3 separate regions of the Homo sapiens genome follow, and regions 2 and 3 are each linked to region 1. The links are chromatin contacts, found by Hi-C or POLR2A ChIA-PET in ENCODE. All regions are on one chromosome and are shown on one strand. The core of a region is the stretch at or near the end of the contact, and the rest is flanking DNA. Distances in the headings are between cores, read along the strand shown. Region 1 overlaps PRKCQ (protein kinase C theta). Region 2 overlaps PRKCQ (protein kinase C theta). Region 3 overlaps PRKCQ (protein kinase C theta).

Region 1 (4,876 bases), core at 1,897-4,396:
GTTTTTCTGCTCTGTTTTTTCCCCATCTTTGTGGTTTTATCTACTTTTGGTCTTTGATGATGGTGATGTACAGATGGGTTTTTGGTGTGGATGTCCTTTCTGTTTGTTAGTTTTCCTTCTAACAAACAGGACCCTCAGCTGCAGGTCTGTTGGAGTTTGCTAGAGGTCCACTCCAGACCCTGTTTGCCTGGGTATCAGCAGCGGTGTCTGCAGAACTATATTTATTAATACTACAAAAATATCTATGCTTCATCAAAATAATGAGATTAAATGACTTTTTAAAAATCTTGGTTTTGGCCAGGTGCAGTGGCTCACACCTGTAATCCCAGCACTTTGGTAGGCTGAGGCGGGTGGATCATGAGGTCAGGAGATCAAGACCATAGTGGCTAACACGGTGAAACCCCGTCTCTACTAAAATATAAAAAATTAGCTGGGTGTGGTGGCACGTACCTGTAATCCCAGCTGCTCAGGAGGCTGAGGCAGGGCAATTGCCTGAACCCGGGAGGCGGAGGTTGCAGTGAGCCGAGATCGTGCCACTGCACTCCAGCTTGGTGACAGAGTGAGACTCTGACTCAAAAAAAAAAAATTAAGTGCTACCTTCCCTGGCCAGGCCACACTGTGCCTCTCTGCCATTGCACATCCTTGGTCTGTGACCCTCCCCTCAAACAGTCACCTTCTCCCTAAAGTTGCCACCGGCTTTAGGAATCACCTGCTGTTCCCTTCCCTGTGCAACCACAGCACCTCTACATCCACCTGACCAATCCATTGAGCTTCTCCCCATCAGGGACCATGGCTTATCCACTCACAGGCTGGAGCAGCAGCCCTCAGCTCCTTCCTGAATAAACGACCACACAAAGTCAAACACCCTAAAAGTTCATCTCTAAGTGTATACTGAATTCCCCACCTCTGGGCGTCTTTTGTTAAATAACCCTCCCCAGCTTCCCCCTACTCCACCTGGAAAAATCCCACCCCTGGTCGGAGGCTGCCCTCCCACCATCCACTTGGTGAAGTTTTCTTTCACCTCACTCAGTTCCCCATTGCCCCTTTTGCCCTCAAAAACCAAACAAAACTGGAGCTGTGTTCTCCCTCCTCAGTGCCTTAGAGAAATGTTAGCCTCTCTTGTGTGATTCTAAGTCGATGCTGCCCTGCAGGGTCTTTATGAGTGTTCCGCTGCTGTCTCACCTACAAACGTGTCTGTAAGCACCTTCAGGGAGGGGACTCTGTGGCCTGGGGAAGGCCGACTAGGTGAGGCAGAGAATTAAAACACAGGAACACACAACTGCTGGGACAGAGGCCATCTGGCAGGCACCCATCGTTCCTGTGAGGAGAACTCAAATCTCAGAAGCTCATGCATTTCGTAGCAGAGTCAGGAGCTACACATGAAAAACACACCTGTGCTCCCTCAACTGGGGATCGTCTCACTAGGCTGCACCTCCTGAGAGCTAAAGTGCGTCTCAAAAGCCCCACTGTTCCCCCTGTGTTCCTATAATAGGAGCAAAGAGAGGCTGATGTCTCTTTGGAGGTGCAAACTCATTTTGACAAAGAATAGGAAGGCAGTTAAACAGGGAAATATCGTACTTTTTTTTTTTTTTTTTGAGGTGGAGTCTTGCTCTGTTGCCCAGGCTGGAGTGCAGTGGCACAATCATGGCTCGCTGCAACCTCCGCCTCCCAGGTTCAGGCAATTCTCCTGCCTCAGCCTCCCGAGTAGCTGGGACTACAGGCGCGTGCCACCATGCCCGGCTAATTTATGTATTTTTAGTAGAGACAGGGTTTCACCATGTTGGCCAGGATGGTCTCGATCTCTTAACCTCATGATCCGCCCGCCTTGGCCTCCCAAAGTGCTGGGATTACAGGTGTGAGCCACTGCGCCCAGCCGGAAACATCATACTTTCTATGGCACACTAGACACTCAGTAAATCCAGATGGGATTGCAATGCATGGAAGCAGCTCCCTGGAGAAAGTCGGATTTCCCTGGAAACCACACTGGTATTGGCCCCAGGAGGTCACTGACTGCTGGGGCAGCACTCACCCAGTTGCACATCATGGTGGCAGAGCCCCGCCTGTCCAGACCTGACTTCCCAGCTTCTGAGGCTGAAGGAGAACAGATGAGGCTTGCTCTGGCGTCGTTCGGTGAAACCACTGTTCCTCTCTCGCTGCTTTCCCGGGTTTCCTTGTGCATTTTGAGCTGTGCATCTGATTCTTTGGGTCAAAGCAAGGACTGAAAAAGAGCAGAACACAAGAAGAGATCACAATGAGGCAAGGTCCCGGGGCTGAGAGAGAAAGGGGCCACCCTTGCTGGTGTTTCTCCACCACAGTCTCTTTAAAAATTGGGCATGGGCCGGGCATGGTGGCTCATGCCTATAATCCCAGGACTTTGGGAGGCGGAGGTAGGCGGATCACCTGAGGTCAGGAGTTCGAGACCAGCCTGGCCAACATGGTGAAACCCCGTCTCTACTAAAAATACAAAAATTAGCTGGATGTGGTGGCACACACCTGTAATCCCAGCTCCCCAGGAGGCTAAAGTAGGAGAATCGCTTGAACTTGGGAGGCGGAGGTTGCAGTGAGCTGAGATCGCGCCACTGCACTCCAGCCTGGCCAACATAAGCGAGACTCTGTCTCCAAAAAAAAAAAAAAAAAAAAAAAACTGAGCATAGTGTGACCATGACAGCTTGAGGTTTAAAACCAAGAGGCACATTATGCTATGGAAGGAACATCACGTGGTAAAATCCTGAAAGACCAGATTCAGAACATTGCTCTCAGCTCACTAACTAGGAGACTTTAAGTAAGACCTTTGGCCTTTCTAAGCCCAATCATCACCCCCTATAGGAGAGGGATAACTGTGCCTAGCTCAGGGGGGTTCTTATCAATAAAAGACATAACGTCTGCAAAACTCCTAACACATATCAGTATTCCTGAGGCGAACACTCTGCTGCACGTGTGAGTTTGCGTTTTACTTCTTCCTCCTAAGGTAAAACTGAAATTTTTTACCAACATCGCCAAGCTTTGAAGCCTTAATTTGCACCACAGCTGTCTCCTGTCCTTCCAAATTTTCTTTTTGTTTGTCCTGCCAAAACGAAGTTGTTTACAAAGATATGTGGTTCAGAGACGTTTCTGGTTGCTTTGACGCCGCCTTGTGGGCAAGTCTCGGAAATTGCATGTGTCCCTGGCCCAGCAAATTGAGCAAAGATTGTATTAGGTGCATCTTATATTTCCTTATCATTCTCCCTGGGTCTACCTTCAGATGATTCCTTAAGGCAAAGCCTATTTTTTCTAAATTATAAAGTAAACTTTAGCATGTAAATATCGAGGTAAGAGTAGTGGGTAGCATTTTTATATTGGAAATCAGTAACATTGCAAAATTCTGTTTGCAACTTTATTTTCAGAAACGGGGACAAGTGCATCATCAAAGCAGATATTTATCATAACATTTATAGTTGTCCCATAAGACAAATCATCTTGACTTTGCTACTTTTCACTGGATCTCACAAGAAGCTTATAAGAAGCGGGCCAGATATGATTCCCGTTTTTCACAAACAAGAAGGGTGAAAGGGTCCTCCCAAAACTACACAATAAGGGATTAAGCCAGAAGTAGAGCCTGTGACGTTTTACATGGCCAGAAAAACTCTTGTGCTGCTGTTGATATTGTTCTTCTGTTTGTTTAGCAAGTCTGCCTTAGAGAGACTTCACAGCACCCCTGGGCCTCACTTAGCACTGATCTGTCTCCCAGGAGTGGGCCCCGGGGTGGTGGAGGGTCAGGGATGGGGTTGCCGTGCACATCAGTCTGCTCCATCTAAAAAAGCTCACCGACATCAAAACATCTGGCTTTCCTAGAAAATACTGGAATGTCTGGAATTTTTTTTTTTTTTTTTTTTTTTTTTTTGACAGAGTCTTGCTCTGTCACCTAGGCTGGAGTGCAGAGGCGCGATCTTGGCTCACTACAGCCTCCACCTCCCGGGTTCAAGCGATTCTCCTGCCTCAGCCTCCCGAGTAGCTGGGATTACAGGCGTGCGCCACCACACCCAGCTAATTTCTGTGTTTTTAGTAGAGACGGGGTTTCGCCATGTTGGCCAGGCTGGTCTCAAACTCCTGACCTCGGGTGATCCACCCGCCTCAGCCTCCCAAAGGGCTGGGAGAATGGCTGGAATTGTGGTGTCATTTTCTTTTCAAGGCCATCAGTGCTGCAATTCTGCCATTCATTCCAAAGGCCCATTAGAGAAGGAAGAGAAAAATTCCATGTCATACGAGTAGCGCCAACAAAAAAATACCTTCTGCGTGCGTGTGTGTGTGTGTGTGTATTTATGTGTGTCTGTTCACAGATGCACCCAGCTAAGCCCAAACACATTACAAGGTAGAACAGATGTTCATCCCCAAGAGAGTCTGACTGTCTTGCTTTTAAGTTTAGTGCCTCAATCCTATTATTCCTTCTCCATTTTGTTTTGGCTAATAAAGCAACTTGCCCGCAACTCATCCTTGGAGCAGCAGTCATGAATTAACGAAGATTTTTTTTCCCTCTTTTCCATTAAAAAAAATTTTATGTGCCACTATTATGTCCTAGGGTTTTGTTTTTAATTGTGGGAAAATACACGTAACATGAAATTTACCATCTGAACTATTTTTGTGTACAGTTCAGTAATGTTAAAAATAGTGCCAGGTGCGGTTAATCCCAGCACTTTGGAGGCCGAGGTGGGTGGATCACTTGAGGTCAGGAGATCAAGACCAGCCTGATCAACATGTGAAACCCTGTCTCTACCAAAAATACAAAAATTATCTGGGCATGGTGGTATGCACCTGTAATCCCAGCTACTCGGGAGGCTGAGGCAGGAGAATTACTTGAACCCAGGAGGCAGAGGTTGCAGTGAGCCGAGATTGTGCCACT
Region 2 (4,422 bases), core at 482-2,981, 84 kb before region 1:
TATTAATACTCTGTGCATGAGCAAATCCAATCACCTATTCAAATCAGATCCTCACTGAGTGATGCCTGGAAGAGTCAAACACTGGCCCGGCCAAAAGAGGACCGAGGGAGGCGCTGGGAGAACTGGCTCCTAATCCCTTCCTGCTGCTAATTAGGTAGATAGCTTTGATCACTCACCTTAATTTTCTGAGCCTCAGTTCTCTCTTCTGTTACATGAGAGGGCAGACCACGAGATCAATAAGGGCACTTTCAGCTTTCAAAATGAAAAAAACAAAAAAACAAAAAACAGATCCACTAACTGATTTATTTCCTGTCTTATTATAATGGATTCATCCATTTACTTATTCCAAAGATGCTTATTATGAACATCTTACATGGTCAATTCCTGTGCCACGTGTGGTCCCTAAATGAGAAGGGAATATGGGAAAGAGAGAGAGACAGAGTCCCTCAATCTACCTTCTTCCATTCTCTGGGTGGGGCCAGAATTCACTGAACATGAGGAAGTGATGAGAAGTGGTGAGGAATGGGTTGGGGAGATATTCTCGGCATTGCCATTTATTTAGAACAGGGTTTCTCAGCCTCCGCACTATTGGTTTTGGGGGGGTGCTTGGGGGACTAGCCTGTCATCGTAGGTTGTTGAGCTGTATCTCTGACCTCACCCTACTAGATACCAGAAGCACACCCTCCCGCCATTTGTGACAACCAAAAATATCTGTCTCCAGACATTGCCAAATGTTGCTCAGAGGAGCAACATCACCCTCTGAGAACCACTGATTTAGAACCACCAGGCACTGTGCTGGATTCTGAGCAAATAGAAACGAGAAAGCTGCTGGCCTGGCCTGGTGGAGCTGACTCCAGGGCAGCTTTGCGAACTTCAATATGCATCCGTTCCCTGGCGGCCTTGCTAAAGCTCCATCCTCACCCCAGAGCTTCTCACCCAGCAGCTCTGGGTGGGGCTGCAGGATTTGCATTTTTAAAGAGGTCTCAGGGATGCTGATGTTGCTGTTTCTCCAGGACCATCTCTGAGAACATGTGGGCTCCACCCTGCTGACAGGTGAGAGTACAGATGTCCTTTTCTCACATCATAAAACAACTTAATAGTTTTCTGAATTCAGAAATTAGGCCTCCAGTGGATACTCAGCCTACAGTAACTCTGAAACGTCACAGTGAGGAGGAAAAATAGAGAGTCCCGTAAGCTAGAACAATGCCAATGGGTGGTCAGTTTCATATATTCCTTTTGGCTCCTTTCTGAATTAGCAGATGAACGGTCAGTGAAGGGGCTGGCCTAGGAACCTAAGTATTACCTAATTTTAGAGTTTCTGTGGATTCTAAACCCCAAACAACTGCAGCCAAGTTTTTACGACACTTGCATTTGTAAGCTGGCGACGTTTCTGACTGCAACTGGATGTGAGCAATTCACATTGCCCTAAACGCATGCATCTGCCCAGATAGACCCAGCTCTTTCTTTCTGCACTTTCTTTCTCTTCCCCCGGTGCCCTTCCCTAGTCCACCCTGTCCCTCTATTTGCAACAACCCCCCCTGTGACTGTGATAGCCCAGTCCCCCGTTGCCGGGCAGAGCCGGCACATGCGGGCTTCCGTAGAGTATTCTCTATAAAACTGTTAGCTCACTGCGGACTGAGCACTGCTGCTTCCGCTTGCTGTATTGATACTACCAAATACTGTATTTTCTTTGAAAAGTGTCACACGCCCGCGGGAGGAAGTGGGGTGTGGTGTCACAGCAGCATAGGAGGACAGGAGTGTTTTTGCTACTGGTGTACCCAAGGGCGACAGCTCACTTTGCCATTTCTTGCTCTGACTCTGACGCCAAGTTCATGGGAACCAGCCATGTCTCTATTCATGGGATCAAAGGTTAAGAAAGTGGAGCCCAGGCTCTCGAAGGCTCCTTCTCTGACCGCGCCCTAGGAAGGAGAGGTTTGCCCCATACCTACCCCATGATGTGTTGAGAACATGACCCTGTCCCATATGCATATCCAGTGCAGTGCTTTGCAATATAGTAGGCAGATATTCCAAATGCTTCGTGACTAACAGCAAAAAACAAATGTGTGTGTCACTTCATCCCCTTGGCAAGTGGTTCAGAGGTGTTCTGGGCCATGTCTGATGACCCATGAAACAAGTTCCTATGGTATTTTCATGAGGGAGAATTTCTAAGGATGTTTTAGAAAAGTGTGGTGTGATCATCGTAGCCATCTTTTCCACCAAACACTGTCATACGCATTTTCCATGGATTAATTCATTAAATCATCACAACACAGACATAGACCCAATCCTTCATAGACCCTGATGAAGTGGGTCCATTATATACCTTGTTTTGCAGATATGATAATGTAGTCACAGAAAGATTAAGTCACTTGTCCAAGACTGTACAGCTTGGAAACTGATAGAGCTGGCCTATACTCCATGACACCAACATTTACAAACTGCAAGCTCCTTCACATGTTAACTCCTTCCTGGGTCTCTGTGCCTTTTTGAACTCGGCCATGCAAAGGTTCGAGAATGGCAAAGCCTCATGCCCAGGGGCTTCAGATCCCCTTCTCAGTCTAGGTACCCTTTGACCAGAGCACCTGAGTCCCTGGCCCCAACTTGACGCCCCTGTTTTGGGTGGTGTGCTCTTCCTCACTGAGCACCTACATGACAGGAAGAAATGTCAGGAGGACTGCAAGGGATCCAGCATCTCAGTTAGAGCTGCTGGGTCACAAGATGGTAGAGTCAGAGAGAAGGTTGTCTTTTCAGAGTAAATTTTGACACAAGAAGCAGAGTCCTACATTTCCATTTACTCCTACAGAAGGCAGCATCTTTGTGTCTAGTAAGTGATTATCCTAACCATGGTTAGAAAATGATGCCAGGGAGGCTGAGTTCCTCCCAACTTTATCTGATGAAGTTAGCTTCTTTCTAGACTTTGTCCATAGAAATCCTCATTGATCCCAATCAGCCACTTCTAAAGGCATGAATGGCAGAAGCTTGGAGGGAATTGCACAGGCTTATGACATGCTGAGAAAATTACCCAGATAGGCACAGGCGCCCTGACATCCAGAAGAGAACTTAGGGTATTCCGAGAAACTCCATCTCTGTTTATATCACCCAATTCTTCATTCTTCAAACCACAGCCATGGAGTAGAAAGAAAGATCATTAAGCCCCAGGTACAAGGAGAAACATCCTAATAGTGCTTAAGATAATTAAGCAAGTTGCCAGGAAAGCCTGTCCCTACAGTCATAACATGTCCTTTGCAAGTAGGGACAGGTGGGAGCAGACAGAAACAGTCTACAGCGAAAACTCTATGCATTCATGTCCTCCCTGACCTAACCTTCAAAGACATTTGCTAACAAGAAATAACGTATTAGTTTGGGTGGAGACACTTAGCCACCAAAGCTGGGTTCAGGTGCTGTTGCTTACTCACTGTGAGTCCTTTGCACAGTTTTGTGGGTTGTGGGAGATCCAACACATAAGCCCTCTTGGCTATGCTTGTGCTTAGAACAAACGGAGAGGCAGATCAGGAGACAGGGAGATGGAGAAGCATGTCCACCAGTTATAACAAAGGCCAGATCGATGGAGATGGCTAAAACGTTCAGGCAAATAAGTTGGTCGTCTGTTCACAGCGTCCCAGGCGATGCTGGACTGTGTCAGGGACCCTCTCACCCCTGCCAACCGAGGAGGATGCGCCCCCACCCCACCCCAGCCTATGACATGGCCAAGGATAGTGCAGAAATGGTTCTGCAGATCAGCAGATCCTGCAACATGAGAAGAGGAGGGTGGAGATGGGTGGGAACGGTTTATTCATGTAGAACATGTTAACCAAAAAATGAGTGACTGAGGCAAGTTTCTCTATCAGTTGAGGTTTATTGAGCTAAAGTTTGAGGACACACCCGGGAAAAACACCAGCCCCAGAAGCACCTGTGACCTGTGCTTTCCAAAGAGGGTTTTAGGAACTCAGTGCTTAAGGAGAGGGGGCAAGCAGGAGGGAAGAGGGAGGAGGGAGGCAGTGAGGCTCTAATTAGCGCTTACCAAATCCATGTCTTACATAAGATAAGGTAAATGTGTGAGAACAGGGAGCAGAGGAACAAATCCATTATGCACCTGCCTCAGAGTCAGGAGAAGAGTGACTGATCTCAGCTGGCCCTTCTTCTGTACCTGGGAAGATGAGCTTGAAATCAACATTGTCAGTTGAGTTCCTAAAACAGAACTCAGTTTTAGAAGTTAAGCTTAGGTTGCAGTCCTAGGGTTGCAATCGGCATAGGCTTGTTTTGTAGGGGAATGTGGATCCTGAAGGATTTAGGGGCCAGAAAGGAATTTCCTCGTAAGCAGTGTGTGACGGTGGCCATCTGGGAGAAGCTCGGGGCCTTTTGTCATTGTGGGAGCCTGGCTTACGTAGAATGCTGTGACACAGGGTTGTGAAGTGACCGCTG
Region 3 (4,606 bases), core at 182-2,681, 110 kb before region 1:
CTTCCCAGCAAATCAAGGATGACTGCCTGTAGCACGCCGCTCCTCACCTAGTCTCAAAATACTCCAGAAAGTTCTCCCTACACCTTATTCTATCCAGCACCTGAAATGCTGTCAGCTAGGATCTTAGGGGACACAGATCCTCTTAAAAATGCAAGCACTGCTGAGATTCCCTTCACCCATTAGGGTGGCTTAGGCAGTAACAAAGAGAAAATGGATATTTTCAAGGAGAAGGGGAAAGCTGGGTTTTATTCAGTCACTAAATGTTGACTGATCAAACACCTAACATGTCAGGGCTTTTTCTGGGCGTTTAAAATACAGGGGAGAAGAGAAGGAGAAAGGTACTGACCCTCGTCAAGCCTATGCCTACTTTTTTTTGGAGTAGAAAGACAATAGCTAAGTAAATAACACACAAATAAGGTAAAGTCAGGCACCTCAAATACAGTGACTTGACCACTACACATTCTGTGTACGTAACGAAATACCACATGTGCCCCATAAATATGCAAAATATGATGTATCAATAAAAACAAACACACACACACAAAACTCAAAGAACAATAAAACAAAGACGGTGAAGAGGTAAAGAGAATTTCTAGAACCTGGCCTGTTTTTAGATTATTAAATGTTTCCTTTTTTGATGGAGAGTGAAGAAAAATATCTGATATTGTACTTGCTGCCACAAAATCATGGTTAACAGAAAAAGATACAGGCCAGGCACGGTGGCTCACACCTGTAATCTCAGCACTTTGGGAGGCCGAGGCAGGCAGATCACCTGAGGTCAGGAGTTCGAGACCATCCTGGCCAACTTGGCGAAATCCCATCTCTACTAAAAATATAAAAATTAGCTGGGTGTGGTGGTGGATGCCTGTAGTCCCAGCTACTCAGGAGGCTGAGGCAGGAGAATCTCTTGAACCCAGGAGGTGGAAATTGCAGTGAGCCGAAACTGCCACTGCACTCCAGCCTGGGTGGCAGAGCGAGACTATCTCAAAAGAAAAAAAATTACAAAGGAGTCACTAGATGATCTAGAAAAAGGCATGTCCCTCCTTCCCTGGCCCAAACAATGCACAGCTCTTATCTGCCCCAGTCCTCAAGGGCTGGGACCAGGGCTCTTTTATTACCCAGAAGTTCCTTTGCCAGTTCTTTTCCTGGCACCTAGTTGGTGACTAATGAATATTTCTTCCTAGTGAGCGTAGTATAAGGTATCTGACTGTGGTCATTTATGTTCCTAATGAGGATACGTAACTTTTCTTTTTAAACCTTAACTTTTTATTGCCTATTGCTGAAATGTTAGCAGATAGGCCAATGAGTAGAAAGAACCCCAAGAATTGCCTGATTAATTCCCACTCATGCAGCCCAGGCCCAAGCTCTCACCTTCTGCCCTGCTTTTAACGGCAGCACATGTCACCGCTGACGGGACCTGCCTCTCTGCGCGTGACCATGCACTTGGGACTCTCTAAATGTCTCACCGGAGAATCAATAGCCCTAGTTCAGCTCTGAATGAAGTTTCTCGTCGCCCCCTTCTCTTACACCCTAAGGATAAAGACTGTCTCTGAGAATTTTCCCCAAATCTTCCTAACATAGAGATAAAAATAGTAAAATAAGAAATTAGACCCCTCAACTTCAACTTTAAAATCTTATTTCTCTTCCTGCATCACGGTGACCACCTCCTCACAAGTGCAAGAATAGATGACGATATTCCAGCATGCTGTGATTCTCCTAAAAACCTGCTGCTCCTAGGGACTCTGTGGAGTGAGTTTCCTGGACCGAAGTCACTTCTCAGATCTTCATGTTACACCCATGATGTTTGCTTGCTAAACCATCAGCTTAAGTTATTTATCCTGTATCTTTTATCTCAGTTTTCTGGTTGCATTTTATCTGTGTCATCTTTACTTTAGTCAAGCTAACGCTGTGGTTTTGCAAATTAAATCAGCTGTGGGTTTCAGTATGTAACTCCTCTTTGTGTTTACTAAGCCTTTTTTAAAAAAAACAAAATAGTACTGTATGTCTGTTTACATCTTTAGTAGTGTGTAAGGGAAGATTGTTTTCTTTAGAGTTCTTTTGAACAATTTCAAGGCTATTCAGAAGGATCCATTTTAAGAAACCAAAACATCTTTTTAAAATGCCTTGTTTAATATATATCTTTAGCCATAATGGAATCCCCTTAAAATTTTGAAGTTGATCTGTAATAAAGAGGTTGTGTGGGTCATGAGTCTGGACTTTATAGTTCAGACAAAGAGAATCTGCTTCATGTTTCAAAGCAAGGAAGAGATTTTTTTAAAAGACAGCTCACATGGCCCGTGTAGGGGTGGAAAAGGCAGCGTGAAAGAGCAAGGGGATAAGTAATTAAACATCTATTGGAATCATGAAATTATTAAGAGAAAATGTCTGAAGTTCCAGAGCTAAAAGACTGAAGAGCAGTGATGAAATGCAACAAAAATAACCAGAAAAATCCATGGGACTTGTTGCGTAGATGGTTGGAGGAGATGAAGATGAAGGAGAACTCAGCTGGTTCCAATATTTCTAGCTTGGAAGACTCAGTAAGTGGTAATTCCATTGATCAAGACAGGACAGAGAGGAGAGGTACAGACACTGGAAAAAGTAGAATTCATGTTTGTTTCAGTTGTGTTTGAGGGGCTGGTGGAACATCACCTGGAAAGGTCCAATATGGAGTTGAATACAGGGGACCGAAGAAAGTGAATGTATAGTTCAAGAAAGATATTCTTTTTGAGGCTACTACTAGGTAGAGGGTCATAGGAGCCATCAAAATAGATGAGATTGACCAGAAATGTTGGTTTAAAAAAAAGGGGGAGGAAAGTCAAAATGTATTCCAAAATAGTTAGGTAAAGAAGTGAAACCAACAGAATAAGCTGAAGAGTGAGCTGAGAGGGAAGGAGAGCAGGAGAGAAGAAGGGAGTCGACAGTGTCCTGTGCAGTGTCAAGGAGGAAGACCAAGAAATTGAATTAAAATACAATTGATAGTACAGAGTTACATTTGGTATAGAGAAAGGTCTCTGGAACAAAAGGAAGAAGGTCTCTGGTTGAGGAGGAAGACCATTTCCAGCCGCAGGGTCTGGAAATGACCAAGTCATCAGCGCTCTTGCAGGGAGCAAGATAGATCCACAGAGTGCTGGCTGGAGGAATCCATATGGCAGAGGGCAGAGAAGCGAATGGAAGGGGAGGAAGCAAAGATGGTTCAGGAAGCTGGTTGGTGAAGGAAGGGAGGTAAGGCCATAGCAGCGGGAGAAGCCACGGCAGAAGTTGTTAGAGGTTGCAAAACCGGAGGGTGTTTATAAGCGGGAGTGGGAGACAGGCAGAAATCACAAGAATGGCAAGGGGTTAAAGAAAAGAACAATTCCAAGAGTGTGTACAGGGTTAGGATCATGTATGCATGAGGCATTCAGGGAAGAACTAGATGGAGACTGGGATAAGTTGAACCAGAGCGAAGGAAGTTGAGCCATTTATGTCTTGCGGCTTCCAGTTTTTCCTTAAAATTAACAAGCTCATCTGCCGAGGTGGAGAAGGCAGAGTCATGGTTTTGGAGACATAAGGGGAACAAGTGTGGGACAGCCCGTTTAGGAAATTGGAAAATAAACAGGCCAGGAATAAGATCAAAAATAAAGCCAAGATTGTTGGCAAATTCAGCAATAAATCAAATGCTTACATAATTCATTGTTTTTTATTGTAGTGAAAATAAACATAAAATTTACAATTTTAACCACTTTAAGTGTAAAGTGCAGTGGCATTAATTAGATTCATGACTGTTTCCAGAACGTTTTCATGACCCAAGCAGAAGCTCTGTACCCAGTAAGCAGTAACTCTCCATTTCCCTCTCCTTTCAGTCCCAGGCCACCCCCTTCTACTCTTTGTCTCTATGAATTTGCCTCTTCCAGGTAGCTCATATTAAGTGTTGCTTTTTTTTTTTTTTTTTTTTTCCCAAGACAGGGTCTTGCTTTGTTGCTCAGGCTGGAGTGCAGTGGTGCAATTACAGCTCACTGTAGCCTCTAACTCCTGGGCTCAAACATTCCTCCCACCTTACCCTCTTGAGTAGCTAGGACTACAAGCGTATGCCACTGCACCCAGCTGGTTTCTTAAATTTTTTGTAGAGATGTGAGTTTTGCTATGTTGCCCAGGCTGGTCTCTAACCCCTGGCCTCAAGTGATCCTCCTATCTCAGCCTCCCAAAGTGCTGGGATTACAGGCATGAGCCCTCATGCTAACCTATTTGTTGCTTTTAAAGCATTAATCATGGGATAAGAAAAAGGAATAAGTTATTCTTCTGCTGTATAACACTCTGTAAATGAAGAGGTCATTCCTAAACCATATCCTGGTTTTGTTGTTGTTGTTGTTTGTTGGTTTTTTGAGGCAGAGTCTCGCTCTGTTACCCAGGCTTCAGTGCAGTGGCACGATCTCAGCTCACTGCAACCTCTGCCTCCCGGTTTCAAGCGATTCTCCTGCATCAGCTTCCCCAGTAGTTGAGATTACAGGCATCCACCACCACCCCAGCTAATTTTTGTTTTTTTAGTAGAGACGTGGTTTTGCCATGTTAGTTAGGCTAGACTTGAACTCCTGATCTCAAGTGATCTGCCCACCTTTGCCTCCCAAAGTTC

What was found. Hi-C counts contacts between places; a loop is a spot of excess contacts on that map. ChIA-PET counts read pairs that join two places held with the same protein, here RNA polymerase II (POLR2A). Pooled maps may share reads with other maps.
Region 2: a loop to region 1 is called in a pooled map, with 2.3 times the contacts of the local background. The contact joins two enhancer-like sites. A Hi-C loop is called at or near these places in 7 of 37 single-sample maps with no recorded cell type and 10 of 50 pooled maps. POLR2A ChIA-PET finds 5 or more read pairs at or near these places in 3 of 52 experiments (GM12878, activated T-cell and activated naive CD4-positive, alpha-beta T cell).
Region 3: a map of GM18951 shows a loop between it and region 1 (2.4-fold over the local background). The contact joins two enhancer-like sites. A Hi-C loop is called at or near these places in 3 of 168 maps with a recorded cell type or tissue (Calu3, GM18951 and naive thymus-derived CD4-positive, alpha-beta T cell), 7 of 37 single-sample maps with no recorded cell type and 10 of 50 pooled maps. POLR2A ChIA-PET finds 5 or more read pairs at or near these places in 4 of 52 experiments (GM12878, T-cell, activated T-cell and 1 more).

Annotation. Positions count from the first base shown.
Region 1 is chr10:6,444,126-6,449,001 of GRCh38, reverse strand. The region is part of intron 15 of PRKCQ (protein kinase C theta); the gene reads left to right. Among named protein-coding and RNA genes, the nearest start is that of LINC02656, 96 kb to the right of the region's middle. Within about 2 kb of position 3,146, at least 3 of the 41 ENCODE cell types and tissues checked have a DNase peak (open chromatin) inside an H3K27ac peak, as active enhancers do.
Region 2 is chr10:6,527,665-6,532,086 of GRCh38, reverse strand. All of the region lies in intron 1 of PRKCQ (protein kinase C theta), which reads left to right. Among named protein-coding and RNA genes, the nearest start is that of PRKCQ, 50 kb to the left of the region's middle. Within about 2 kb of position 1,731, at least 4 of the 41 ENCODE cell types and tissues checked have a DNase peak (open chromatin) inside an H3K27ac peak, as active enhancers do.
Region 3 is chr10:6,555,761-6,560,366 of GRCh38, reverse strand. The region is part of intron 1 of PRKCQ (protein kinase C theta); the gene reads left to right. Among named protein-coding and RNA genes, the nearest start is that of PRKCQ, 22 kb to the left of the region's middle. Within about 2 kb of position 1,431, at least 5 of the 41 ENCODE cell types and tissues checked have a DNase peak (open chromatin) inside an H3K27ac peak, as active enhancers do.